2 separate regions of the Homo sapiens genome follow, and region 2 is linked to region 1. A link is a contact called in ENCODE Hi-C data. All regions are on one chromosome and are shown on one strand. Each heading gives the region's core, a stretch centred on a gene start or an enhancer-like site at or near the end of the contact. The rest is flanking DNA. Distances are from core to core; before and after follow the strand shown. Region 1 holds the start of ZNF330 (zinc finger protein 330). Region 2 holds the start of NAA15 (N-alpha-acetyltransferase 15, NatA auxiliary subunit).

Evidence for each region. A loop is a pair of places that touch in the nucleus more often than their neighbours do. Pooled maps may share reads with other maps.
Region 2: a map of ascending aorta shows a loop between it and region 1 (11-fold over the local background). The contact joins the promoter of NAA15 here to the promoter of ZNF330 in region 1. A Hi-C loop is called at or near these places in 2 of 168 maps with a recorded cell type or tissue (ascending aorta and naive thymus-derived CD4-positive, alpha-beta T cell) and 8 of 50 pooled maps.

Annotation. Positions count from the first base shown.
Region 1 is chr4:141,216,753-141,223,711 of GRCh38, forward strand. ZNF330 (zinc finger protein 330) reads left to right here and starts at 4,143. Exons shown (of 10, transcript NM_014487.6): 1 at 4,143-4,356; 2 at 5,614-5,739. The coding sequence starts at 5,620. RefSeq lists enhancers at 3,928-4,434, 4,435-4,939.
Region 2 is chr4:139,296,933-139,303,891 of GRCh38, forward strand. NAA15 (N-alpha-acetyltransferase 15, NatA auxiliary subunit) reads left to right here and starts at 4,573. Exons shown (of 20, transcript NM_057175.5): 1 at 4,573-4,899. The coding sequence starts at 4,846. NDUFC1 (NADH:ubiquinone oxidoreductase subunit C1) reads right to left here and starts at 5,545. Exons shown (of 6, transcript NM_001184989.2): 1 at 5,484-5,545; 2 at 453-511. RefSeq lists enhancers at 3,964-4,083, 4,564-4,623.

The DNA of each region.
Region 1 (6,959 bases), core at 2,893-5,392:
TCCTGTTTTTCCCTGTGTGACCTGTATTATTTTCTATTTATGTCACAGCAAGTAAGTGTTTGGGAAGAACTGCTATAGATGGCTTATTTTAAGACTTTCATCCATACTTTCCTGCCTCTATTTTAAGATTTCTTTTAAAACCTTGTAGCAAAATGAAACATGCATAAATTACATAAATTATAATACAGATTGATGAAAGGTCACAGATTGAACACAGTCATCATAAGTAGGATGTTTTCATTACCTTTACTCTAGAAACTCTGCTTGTGAGCCTTTGAAGTCACTACCTTCACCCAAAGGTAACCTCTATCCTGACTTCTAATCAGATTAATTTTGACTATATTTAAACTTTATTTAATTAAATCATGGTGTTCTTTTTTTCTTTGTGAGATTTGTTTGCTTAACATTATGTTAGTGACATTCATCCATATTGTTATGTGAGACTGTAGTTTGTACACTCTTGTTAGTGTATAATATTAATATTTTATTATATGAATATGTCACCATTCATTCATTCTCCTGTTAAGGGATAATTGGGTTGTTTATAGTTTTGGAGATGTTGCAAATAGTGCTACCATAAATACTATTTTACGTATATATTTTTTATTTTATTTTATTTGAGATGGAGTTTTGCTCATGTTGCCCAGGCTGGAGTGCAATGGCAGGATCTCGGCTCACTGCAACCTCAGCCTCCCAGGTTCAAGCAATTCTCCTGTCTCAGCCTCTCAAGTAGCTGGGATTACAGGCACCTGCCACCACACCTGACTAATTTTTGTATTTTCAGTAGAGACGGGTTTCACCATATTGGCCAGGCTAGTCTCGAACTCCTGACCTCAGGTGATCCACCTGCCTCCACCTCCCAAAGTGCTGGGATTACAGGCGTGAGCCACCATGCCTGGCCTATTTTACATATATTGTAGTAAATACAGGTATGCATTTTGGAGATATATATATATATCCTTTAACACATGAAGCTAAATAATGTTCAAAGTGGTAGTCCATTTACAACCCCCAAAACTGGATGAGAGTTCCAGTAACTCCACGTCTTTACCAATAAATACTTGGTCGCTGGTATTGCCAGTCTTTTAATCTTAGCCATTCTGGTGGCTGTTGAGGATTATTAATATATATGTTTTAAAATTAGTATTGTTCTGAAAACTAAAAGTATGGCTAACACTCCACATCATACATCTTTTCTTCCCTCTCCAGAGGTAACCATAATCTGAAGTTAGTAACATTTCCAGGCATCTTTTGGTACTTTTACAAGGTATGTGTGTGTGTGTGTGTGTGTGTGTGTGTGTGTGTGTGTGTGTGTGTGTATTCGTAAATGATAATGTATACAACTGATTTTTGCTTTACAGTTTTACATATGCGGCATTCCAATTTGATTTTTCACCAAATATCTCCCCCAAATTTAGGAATTAGTCCATATTGATGCTTATAAAGTCTATGAATTTTAATTGCTATATAGATAGCATGCAATTTGTTCCTTTTCCTAATAAAAGATAGGTTGCTTAAAAATTTTTGCTGTTGAACTGTGCTATGGTATCATTGTATATTTGTACGCAAATTTCTTATGGTAGAAACCTAGAAGGACAATGGTTGAATCTTTAGTTTTGCACATATTTACGTTTACTTAACATTGCCATGTGGTTCTCCAAAACAGGTTTAACATTTATACTCCCAGTAGAATTGCTTAAAATTTGTTTATCCGCCTTTCACCAATACTTTGATCTGCCAGGCTTTTACATTTTGGACAATCTTATGGGTGTCATTTATTCTGTATATAAATCTTTTGTCAGTTACATGGGTGTCAAAATTCATTCCCCTCATTTTCATTTGCCTTTTTACTTTATGTCTTTAATCATCCTGAAGTTTTTAAATTTTATTGAATTCATTGTTCATTAAATTTTTTGTTTTTTTGTGTGTGTCTTAATAAATCATTCTACTTTAATATCATAAAGGCATTCTCCTATGTTTTCTTAAAATAGTTTTATTTTTGCTTTGTATATTTAGGTCCTTCCACCTAGGACTTATTAAATATGTGCTGTTAATAGGGATCTAATTTTATCTTCCTCCATATGGATCGCCAATAGTCTTTGCCTCATTTATTGAATAATACCTGTCTTCTTACTGATGCTAATGCAACCCATACCATTTGCCAAATATCCAAATGTATGTGAGTCTGTATCTAGGCTTTCTATTCAGTTGCATTTGTCTATTTGCTGACACCTGAAACTATGCAATATTGTTTTAATTACTAGAGCTTTATAATAAATAAAAGTATCCTTCTGCTTGTATAACTAAAATGGTCTGGGCTTTTCAATCTTTAATTGTTCCTATGAATTTGAGAGAGCAATTAACCAAATTCCATTAAAAAAATCTATATGAGGATTTGATTTGAATTGCATTGAATTTATAGAATATTTCAGTTCCTTATAATTTTCATATCCCAAATTGCTTATTATAATTTTGTCGTTTTATATAATGTTTTAGATTTACCCTATATATTAAATAAATTGATTATTATTACTTTTTGTATTCCCTCCTGCCTTTTAAATTCCATTTTCATCTTGTGAAGACTGCCCTTTGAAATTCTTTCACTGAGTATCTGTGAATAGTAAAGGTTCTTTGTCTTTGTCAGAATATTTATTTTGCCATCACTCTTGGTAGTGAATACTGGCAGGCACTACCCAGATCCCTCTTCCTCAATGAAAGACTTATTTCCTGAGCTGCTGAGAGTGCAGCAAGCCAACACAATCCAGCTCTTGGCCATCTTCAGGAGTCCTTTAACCCAAGGTTGCACTCTTCTCCTTTGGCAGCGTTCATCCAGTGACTAAATGTCATAGGTGTATAAAGGTCCAGCCCAGTTCCCCTAACTCAAGACAACTCTGAAGGGATATCCCAGATTCAAAACGAGGCCTTCACTGAGACGTCACTGCAGGTCAACTCTTCCCTCTGCTCAATCCTGCTTCCATTTCTCCTGCAGATGTTGTTCCCCAAAGCATTCCCTAACATACTCATTATACTCTTCTCTGACTCAGAGTATGCTTCCTGGGGAAGCCAACCTAAAACAGTTGGTGTCAGGAGTGGTTCAAGTTAGGCTAAGATGGGATTTATGATTCGAATCACAGGCCATGTGACTATCAATGAGGACCCCCTCGGTGGTAGGTGTAGGACACACAGACCTCGGCACAAGGTAACAGTGCAATAGTTACAACTTTCATCAGTAATGAAACTGGGGTGGTATTCTAACGTAACTGGGGTGGTATTCTAATTTATATACGAGTAGGTAAAATGTATCAGGCATTTGAGAACTATGAGGGAAATAGTAACCTTAATGACAGTGGCATTGACTGTTATTGCTAAGTAAAATTGATTCTTTGAAAATAGCAAAAGGCTGAGATGGTTAATTGGCTATCAAAATCTAAGAGTAAATTCCAGAAGGCCTCTTTGGTCCAAATAAAGAGGCTTTTATCTCCTGCAGGGGGAGGGCAGGAAAAGCACAGGAATAGGCCTGGTACTGAATCCTAAGTGCGGCAGAGCTCCGAAAGAGATTAGGAAACCCAGCTTGGTCGGCTATGCAAAGGTGGAGGTGCTTGATCGGAAGGAGATTCTGATGCAGGGGGAGGATCATCAGGTTTCAGTTAAAAGCAGGCAGATTACACATTAGAGGTAGAGAATGTGGGATGATTTGTTCACAAAGGAATGGAATCCAGAGGGCATAACAGAAATAAGAGACAGGGGAGGCTGGTACGGAAGTTCATCAGGCAACTGAAGGCACAGTTTGCGCAGCAACCAAGAAAAGGTGGGATGTGAGGCACGCAAGATGTAGAGGTGGGGAAAGGTTTCCAACAGAATTCAACATGAATTTGCTGTTTGAGTCAATTGATCCAGTACCAAGTCTGTGAGTTCATTTTCCTCTTCCTTTTAGATTTCTCCTTTTTCTAAAAAAGTAAAACTGAGGGGGCCTTCCCCTGCTTTCCCTCCTTCTGCTTCCCTATTTTCCCTCGCATTCCCTTCCTTTTCTGCAGATCCTCTGCTTAGGAATGGGGCATTGGCCCCCGCAGGAGTGGGCGGGGAAGGGGCGGAGCGAACAGAGGTGGGCGGCTCCCGTCCTATGACGTCAGCCGTAAGGCGCTGCTGTCGTAAAAGGACGTCCGGTCCGTCTCCTAGTGTCCGGAATCGGCTGTCAGCCTCCCTGGCTGTTAGTACCTTCTTTCCCGGAGTCCTGGTCCACGAGTTGGATTTACTGCTGTCGCGGGTGGGCCTCACGCCATTCCCTGTCCCTCGGCCCCCTGAGTGAGTCCGGTCTCCCGGCGAAAGTGAGCGAGGTTTGCCCGGAGCGCGCACGAGGTAGGGTGTCCCGCGGGCGGGTGACGGTTGCGGGTCCCCGTTGCGGGTCCCCGAGCCGCCTGGCACCTCCGCCGCTTCTCCCCTGGACGCCCCTCCGCCCCACTGGGTCCTCCAGCTCCAGGCTGGACTCCTAAAGCCGCAGTGCCCCGTGCCTGTTTCCTCATTTGGTGACACACGCAGTGCATGCAAGAAGTTGGAGTGTTACCGGAAAAGGGCTTGAACCCGTATAAGGCTGAGAAGAAGATTCACTCTTTTGAGCGTGCAGAACAAACTGGAGGGAAAAAAAAATGAGATTTAACTTTATCAGAGGATTCAGAGGATATCTCTGAGGACGCAGAAAGTTAATCCGCATGATCACCTCGTGATTATTTTCTGAGGTTCTTTGGCCAGGGCAGCACGCCCTCTAGATTTTGTCATTTTACATATTGGAATGGTGCCTTAGTGGTCTGGGCGTTACGTTACCGAAATAACCACCTATTAAATCTGGCTATTTTTCAGTTGCTACCGTACTGCTTACCACCTGTTTTGTTTTTTTTTTAATTGAGCATTCAGTTCAGAAAACTTCAGTTTAGAAAAATCTTGTATTTCAACTAAATGATGAAAATTAAACATACTCTTAAACGTAAATTTGAACCCCGTTAAAATTACATGCTCACTGCGTGTAGAGGGAAGAGCATTTGTTAAAGTCAGAGCAACTAATACCTTAAATATCTTCAGAATGTTTTGACTTTGTAGTTAATAAATAGTGTTATTTGTTGACTGTTAGATGTTTTGTTTACATATTACATAGGAAAAATTAAACTTGTTATACTTAAGGTGTTGGCAGCGTCAGGTCATCTGAATATATAGCTCAAAAAAGTGATATAAACTGGCTAAATAATGCTCTTATTAATGATTTTTTTGTTTTTGCTAATGATACATGATTCATTTGTTTTAATGAGGTGCAGAATACTTTATCATTGGAGAAACTTTTTTCTTAGTGGGAAAAGAAGACTAGTTTGTCTTTTAGGGTAAATTTTTTTGACGTTTACATTTTTAGAATCGTTAGTGCCAATAAATGCGTTAAGGATCACCCGCTTCATTTGGAATAATATGTGCTTAACGTTTCATAAGGCTTAGAATGTGCTTAACTATCGAAAGGATAGAGTTTAACATTTAACAAGAAAAAGGACACTTTGTTATACTATTTCTTAGTTTATTAAAATAGTAAATGCAGTCAGTCAATTATATCTTTTCTGTTCTCTTGTGTCAAAATAGGGGAAAATGCCTAAAAAAAAGACTGGTGCGAGGAAGAAGGCTGAGAACCGCCGAGAACGTGAAAAACAACTAAGAGCATCAAGAAGCACTATAGATTTAGCTAAACATCCATGTAATGCCTCAATGGTATCAGCTTTTTTTGATATCAGTTGGTAGTTGGAAAAACTATATACTATTTTATCTGACGTATACCTGAATAAAATTTTAGTGAAGACAGTGTTTTTGCATATAGTTTGTTGCTGAATTTAGTATCTCTGGCACGTCTGTTGATTTCACTGAGTGGCAGTGATTGTTGTTGGATTTTATATTATTATAAAACCTAGCATATTACTTTACATACTGTTGGTGATAAAGGTAGATATTGGACAAGAATAGATAATAGAAACTTTCATCTTCCAGTTTCTTTAATGCCTTAGTCTTATTGGGTTTTCATCATATTTTCTTAGCAATTCTTTCATTTCTCTTTTCTGAACTTCCTACTTAACATCTGTTGGCTTCCCATTCTATTACCTTATCTACCTGTGCTAAGTGGGTTAGTCCTGATAATTTCTGGGCTGCTTTGAATGGTGGCTGCTTTTGAAATATGCTTTTTGAAATATGCGAAAAAGCAAACAATTAGGTCATCATTACCTCTTTCATTGACTGTAGAGTTATTCCGGTTCTCTCTATTTCCACTCCTTTCTTTGTTTTTCTTTTCCCACTGTTCCTATTTTTTCCTTCTCCTTTTGTCAAACATACATGAATTGTTTAATGTAGCTTAGTTTAGCAAACGTTTATTGTGCATCTACTCTGTGCCAGGTATTATTTCAGACACTGTGGGTAGTGATACATAGATGAATTACATGGTCTCTATTTCCAGAAGTTTATAGCTCAGTTATGTTGTATATTAGGATTTGTTTGTTTATAAATGACAGAAATCTAACTTAAATTAATCTTAGGGAAAAATAGTTTATTGAATGGATAATGGAATAACTCATATTGCTGGGAAGGGGAAGGATATACCTGGGACTCGGGGACAATTGGAACCTGGAACAACTTGTAGTTCTATCTTTTGCTTTTGTTTCTTATTCCTTATTAGTTCCATTTTTTCATATTGTCTTACTCCATTTGTTGGGTTTCATAGTTACAGGTAGCTTGCATGTCTCACATCACATATTGTGCCTCAGAGAAGGAAAGAACTCTGAAAGGCTGGACTTCACCCAGTGCCTGTCCCAGGGCTAACATTTATTGGGGTTGGTTGGGTGAGGACAGATTACATAGCGCAGATGTGACAGTGAGGCTGTCTTCTGTGTTTAAGAGTCCTTTCCAGAGAAGAGAGGTTCTGAATGACTGGCATGCCTAAATAT
Region 2 (6,959 bases), core at 3,323-5,822, 1.9 Mb before region 1:
ATTATTGACCAAAAAGTCAATTAATTGCACTGTGTTTTCTGGCTCATTTTAACATGCAAATGGTGGCTAAATGGATTGCTAAATTGTGAGTCACTTTAGTTTGTAACCTAGTTTGAGCCTCCTGGACTCATGCTCAAGTAAGTAAACTACCCAATGAATGTGCTGAGCCAGTTGTTGGTTCGCCACTTATTGTCCACTCAGCAACCTGTCAGTTGTATATCCTTTCTACACCATCCGTTGGAAGCTTGTCCTGATGAAGCTTTTGCTAGTATCCAACAAGTTGAAACAGATGCTATCTTTAGTCAGAGTATTCAGAACCAGTAAGCAAATTACTAATTTCAGTACTGCTATTGAGAAAGACTGCTTTGTTCTTTTTCAGAGCTTTGGCCCTTGTATCCTTTTACTAGTGTGTATTTTGGGAAAGTGATGAAGTATAAGCACATTTTTCTCACCATATTAGAGCTGATGGGAACTGTACACTTGGAGTACCCAGCTGTATGTGAAACTGCATCTAGAAAAGAATCCTGATTAAGTAATTCCAGCTAGGAACTAATATCTATAATATTTTGTTAGAAGTTGCTTCATAACATTCATGTAAGCATCTTCAGAATTTGAACACTAAAATCTTATTTATGATCCAGGTGAAAAGAGAGAGGATTTGAGTTAGCAGCTAGAAAAGCAAAGTTTCAGTCCAAGATTTTTCCACTGGGAAAAAATCACATCTCCCAAGGAAGGTAAAAAAAGAGCAAGAATTGAAAAACAGTATAAAATGCAAAAAACAAAACAAAAAATCCCTATTTTTATTGATACAGCATGCATGAGAATACTATGAATCAAACTTAGGACTTGGGCCAGTCACAGTGGCTCAGGCCTCTAATCCTAGCACTTTGTGAGAACAAGGTAAATGGATTGCCTGAGTCCAGGAGGTCAAGACTGGCCTGTGCAACATAGGTAGATAACTATCTCTACAAAATGATTTTTTAAAAAATTAGCTGGGTGTGGTGGTGCATGTCTGTGGTTCCAGCTACTCGGGAGGCTGAGGTTGGAAGATCGCTTGGACCTGGGAGGTGAGGCTACAGTAAGCCAAGACTCTGCCACTGTACTCCAGCCTCGGTGACACAGTGAGACCCTGTCACAAAAACAAAACAAAAGAAAAAAACCAACAACCTCCCACCTCCCCACACACCAAGATGTATCTATAAGTTTTTATTTTTTAAGACTCAGCAGCTGGGCGCCCTGGCTCACGCCTGTAATCCCAGCACTTTGGGAGGCCGAGGCGGGCGGATCACCTGAGGTCGGGAGTTCAAGACCAGCCTGACCAACATGGAGAAACCCTGTCTCTACTAAAAATACAAAATTAGCCGGGCATGGTGGTGCATGCCTGTAATTCCAGCTACTCGGGAGGCTGAGGCAGGAAAATCGCTTGAACCCAGGAGGCAGAGTTGCGGTGAGCTGAGATCGCACCATTGCACTCTAGCCTGGGCGACAAGAGCGAAACTCTGTCTCAAAAAAAAAAAAAAAAAAAAAGATTCAGCAGCAGGCCGGGCGTTGGGGCTCACATCTATAATCCCAGCACTTTGGGAGGCTGCGGTGGGTGGATTGCTTAAGCCCAGGAGTTCAAGAGTAGCCTGGGCAACATTGAGAAATCCTGTCTATACACACACACAAAAAAAACCCAGAAGCAATAGCAAATTGTTAACATTTGTTAAATCTAGGTGACAAATACATGAATTTCTTTTATATTCTTTTTTTTTTTTTGGAACAAGGTCTCAGCTCTGTTGCCCAGGCCGGAGAGCAGAGGTGTCATCACAGCTCACTGCAGTCTCGACCTCTGGGGCCGAAGGAATCTTCCCACCCAAGCCCACAAAGTAGCTGGGACTACAGGCTCACAGCACCACACCTGGCAAATTTTAAAATTTTTTTGTAGAGACAGGGTCTCACTATGTTGCCCAGGTTGGTCTCAAACTTCTGGGCTCAAGCGATCTTCCTGCCTCAGCCTCCCAGTGTCGGGATTATAGGTATGAGGCATTATGCCTGGCCTATGTTTTTTTTTTTGAGATGTAGTCTCACTCTGTTGTCCAGGCTGGAGTGCAGTGGTGCGATCTTGGCTCACTGCAACCTCCACCTCCCAGGTTCAAGCGATTGTCTTGCCTCAGCCTCCTGGATAGCTGGGGTTACAGGCACGCACCACCACACCCGGCTAATTTTTGTATTTTTAGTAGAGACGGGGTTTCACCATGTTGGTCAGGCTGGTCTTGAACTCCTGACCTTGTGATCCGCCCGCCTCAGCCTCCCAAAGTGCTGGGATTACAGGTGTGAGCCACCAAGCCCAGCCTTTTTTTTTTTTTTAAATAAGATCCAAGTACTTAATAAGATGTAACAGTCTCAATAGAGAACATCTTACATATATGGAGAAATTTCACTCAACATATCCCTTTTGTAGAATTAAAGTTTGCAAGGTAAATGATTTTATTTCTTTCTTTTTGGTTAATATTTTTTAGAGTTAGCATTTGGAACATAGTGACATGCAAGCACATGGGGTAAGATGAATTAACTATCATCAGCAGCAGCAGCGGCAGCATATAGCCTTGGATATGTTAACTTTCTGAAAGCATGGCTGTTACTTACAGTATAACTCAAATGGGATCTCTATTTGTGAAATTGTGGTGATCAGAGTAAATATATATTTTTTTATTCAATTCAGGCTACTGTGTGGTCAGACTGTTATCTGTAGGTGCATTTTAACTAGCAAATGAATCAGTTAAATGTTGAATCAGACTAGTATTTGCCGAGCCTTTAAAATTGCCATTTCTTTGTCATCACCCAAAAAGAATGTAACATTTGCCAAACTCTATTTCTGGCTCATCTAATCAGGTACTCAGGTTCTGGTGGAAGCTACTGATTGTTTCAAAGACCAGAAATTTTCTTCCTCTGAAGGAAAATAGAATATTCTTTACAGGAGAAATTTAGAGAACTATAGCAAATAGTATTGCTGTAGGGATTTTTGGATATGAAGCCAGAAATTTGGATATGAAGCCAGAGATTTGGAAATCCAAGCTAAAACTATCAACTGCATTTAGACTATTTTTTCTGTCTTTCAATAGTTCAGACAGTTGAAAGATCTCTTGGGGCAGTGAATTTTGCAGGTTATTACTAAGTAACAGCTTAAAAATGAATTATAAGCTTGTTCTTAGTTTTATAAAGTTAAGGTTAAAATACTGGCCATATTTCAAACTGAAACATAGTTTCCTGTATATATGATTTTTCTCAAACTTTTGAAGAGAGATCACAGAATTTAAGGAAACTCCAGGATTTGACTGTTAAAAACCTTATTTATGACCCCGGTGAAGGGCGAGGACAATCAATATAGCAGCTACAAAACCCAAGTTTATATTGGGAAACATGTATCTCAACTCACACCTTTCAGGGACAGTTAAGAGAAGTTTGAAAATTAAAATATCTTTGCAAATAAATTTAAAACAGTAAAAAACACGCACATATTGTTTAATAATTCATGATGCAAAGAATGCTACAGAGTGAAATCAGGATTTGGAAAGAGGTAATCAAAAACCAAAGGTTAAAAGTGGCTCATATAACTTGAAAATTTTTAGATCAATGGAATGCCACTTTGAAAAAGTTTTACGGTCAGCTGTTAATGAAATGACTTACATTTTTGGAAGGACTCCTATTCGGTATGTAGTCTGACCTCGCCTACTCGAGTAGTTCCCTCTAGTATCCTTGCCAGTCTTTGGCTTCTAAGATCTGAGAATTTCTGGGGATGGGGAGTTCGAGTCACAATATTAAGAACTAGTTTGAAGCCAGCTCCAGGGTAGTCTGTCTTTAAGTCTCCACTACTCCGCTCCAAGGTGACTCATAAGGTCGGTCCGTCAACTCTGCATTATATGGCCTCAACAACGAAATTAAAACACATACTTTAACCTCCAGAGCCTCCTTTGGCAGTGCAAATATGTCACTTCGGATCTGACTAACTACCTTTCCAGGCTGATCTTAAGCAACATTCACCAAATTACCGATACGACAGCCAGGCCCATTTCATCGGTCAAGCTCTTTCACGATTTCCAGACTCTGTTAAGCCCCTTTCTCCCCAGGGCTGTTAACAAGTCTCCACTGCGGTGAAGCTTTTTTCATTTTCCACTCCGCCTCTGCTCCTTAAATTAGGCATTTCGTCCATAATCAACTACAGCGCTTCTCAAACACCTACACCTGTATTTTAGCACTTTGGGCTCAAACGATGATCACACAGTGTGCGAGACTCTTTCCAAGGAATGAAAGGTCGATCTAGCAGGAAGGCGCCAGAGAGGCTGTTTTTGATGAGGAGGCGGTCTGAACCGTACTTGCCTAGCCTCCCGTAGCTCCGCGGGCGCTTCGAGGGTACCACGCACTGAAATGATGGGCGGGGCCTGCCCCGACCCTCCCGGCCTCCACAGGCAGGCCAGCCTCCAGGTTTCCCGGCAAGCTCCGAAACCCAGAGGAGGTGGGGAAAGGAGGTCACCGCGCCTGCGTGTTAGGAAGCGTGACCCGGGTGGGAAAACCCTCCGCGTCCGCCATTTTGGCTGCCTCTGTCGGTCTGTTCAGTTACCACGTGAACCGCCGACGGAGACCCGTAGTGGGGGAGGCGGCGGCAGCGTTAAGTGAGAAAGGAAAAAAGACAACGAGGAAAAAGGAGGTGTCCGGGTAGGGCAACGCGGCGACACCCGAGGCCTGGTGGTGGCGGCGGATCGAGATATTCAAGGCTGAAGCAGCTACGGAACGGCAGCGGCGGCGGTCGGACAAACTGACTGACCGAGCCGGGTGGTGGCGGGAGCAGCGGGAGCAGCCGGAACGATGCCGGCCGTGAGCCTCCCGCCCAAGGAGAATGCGCTCTTCAAGCGGATCTTGGTAAGTGTGAGGCTCCGGGCAAGCGGTGGGGAGGATTTAGCCGGTAACCGGGCCTGTCACCCCTAACCTCGGCCCGGCGGGCACTGAGCCACTCCCGCCCGGGACCCCGCCTTCATAGCTCTCGTCAGGCCGAATGCATTGCTTTGCTCCCTCTCTGTGGTTCCTACTATGGCCCGCGCGCCAGGGACCACAGGCTTCTTCATTCCATCCCCACGCTTGAGGCCCTGGTTCCGGACTAGGCCCCGACCTCCCGGCTTCTAGACTGCCGGTTCTCATTCTCCCCGATCTGGGGGAGAAGAGGCCCGGCCTTTGGCGGGCAAGTGGGCGACACCGGCAGGAGTCGCGGCCCGGTTGGTGTGGGAACCCTGCTGGCAGGTCGGGGTGGCACCCTTGGAAGGAACAGGTGGTGCGGATGCAGCAGGCTCATTCATTGCCTAAACGCGGTTCTCCCTCCATCATCTGTCCCTCCCTCTTCCTCCTCTCTTGGGATTCACCTGTCTCCGCCCGGCCCGGGGTCACCCAATGACCTGAGAGGAGGGAAAGAAGGAGTTCAGAGAAGGAAAGAAAGCTTTTCAAACGACTACCTCCTTGTAGTCAGTTGCATACTGGAGTCTTCAGCTCCTCTGCCTCCGTTGTTCTCGTTTCTGGAGTAGGGATGAGGCATTTATTTCTTAGTTTCCGAGCGGGAAACAGCCCCACCCCGTCACTCTTCTCGGGAGGTGGGGCCCATTGCGAGGGGGCGGTTCGGTAGGAAGTAAAAAGTTGAGTCTTTAGTTGAAACGTTGCAGACCTAGACTTTTCTTATACACTGAAGTATATTAACACATGCAAAAACTTACCAGAGAAATGAGAATATAAGAACTTTTGAGATGGATTTTGTTGACGCTAGCTCAGACTTATTCCCTACGGTTCAAATGTGTGCAGTTTGTATTTTTTTAAACCATAAATGCATTGATGTTTGCAGGGACTGTTTACATTGTAAAATATGTCCTGTAGCCTTGGAGCTATAATTAACACATTGTAGCACATTTTTTGTTTGGCATTTAGTATGTGGGTTCCCCCTTTCACGCAAACGTTTCCTTATGATAGAATTAACTGTATTTGCCAAATTTAAGACTTTTAAAATTTGGGATGTGTGTGTGAAAGTGTTAGCCTTTTCCCCCGCAGTTATAATTTATTTCACCTGTTTGAAAAGTAGAACAACTCTGGGGATTCAGTTTTTCTAGAAATGAATAATCATCCATTTGAACTAACTTTGATTTTACAAAAGTGTCCATATGCCCTACAGATTTAGTGAATTCATTTTGAAAAACATTAGAAAGTCACATGCAGTGTCGCAAAACTGTTACCTTGAAATTCTTACTGGAATTTTGTTTTGTTTTAAGACTAAGAGTGTAGGTGGAGCTGTAAAATAGTTTTAGGAAAAAAGTTACTTTTAAACCCTTAAAAAGACTAATTGGTGTGCAGGTAGAACTGTAACATAAGTTTAGAATAGCAATTTATCTTTAATCTCTTTTTCACAATTCTTTATTTTGAAAAAAATGAAACTGAAAAGTTGAGAGAACAAGGAACACTCATAAACCTTTACTTATATTTATTTGCCATATATGCTTTCTCTCTCCCTATGTATATGTATATATACATTTGTATAAAAGTAAGTTGTAGATGTAAAATTTATCTCTAGGCTGGGCACGGTGTCTCATGCCTGTAATCCCAGCACTTTGGGAGGCTGAGGCAGATGGATCACTTGAGGTCAGGAGTTCGAGACCAGGCTGGCCAACGTAGTGAAATCCTGTCTCTACTGAAAATACAAAAATTAGTCAGGCATGGTGGTGTTCGCCTGTAGTCCCAGCTACTAGGGTGGCTGAGGCACAAGAATCGCTTGAACCCGGGAGGTGGAGGTTGCAGTTCCAGCCTTGGCAACAGAGGAAGACTGTCTCAAAACAAAAACAAAAAACTTCATCTCTAAATACTTAAGCAAGCATCTCCTAAGAATAAGGACATCGTCTTGTATACTTATAACAATCATTCTCTAATATTGTCTAATATCTGGTTCATAT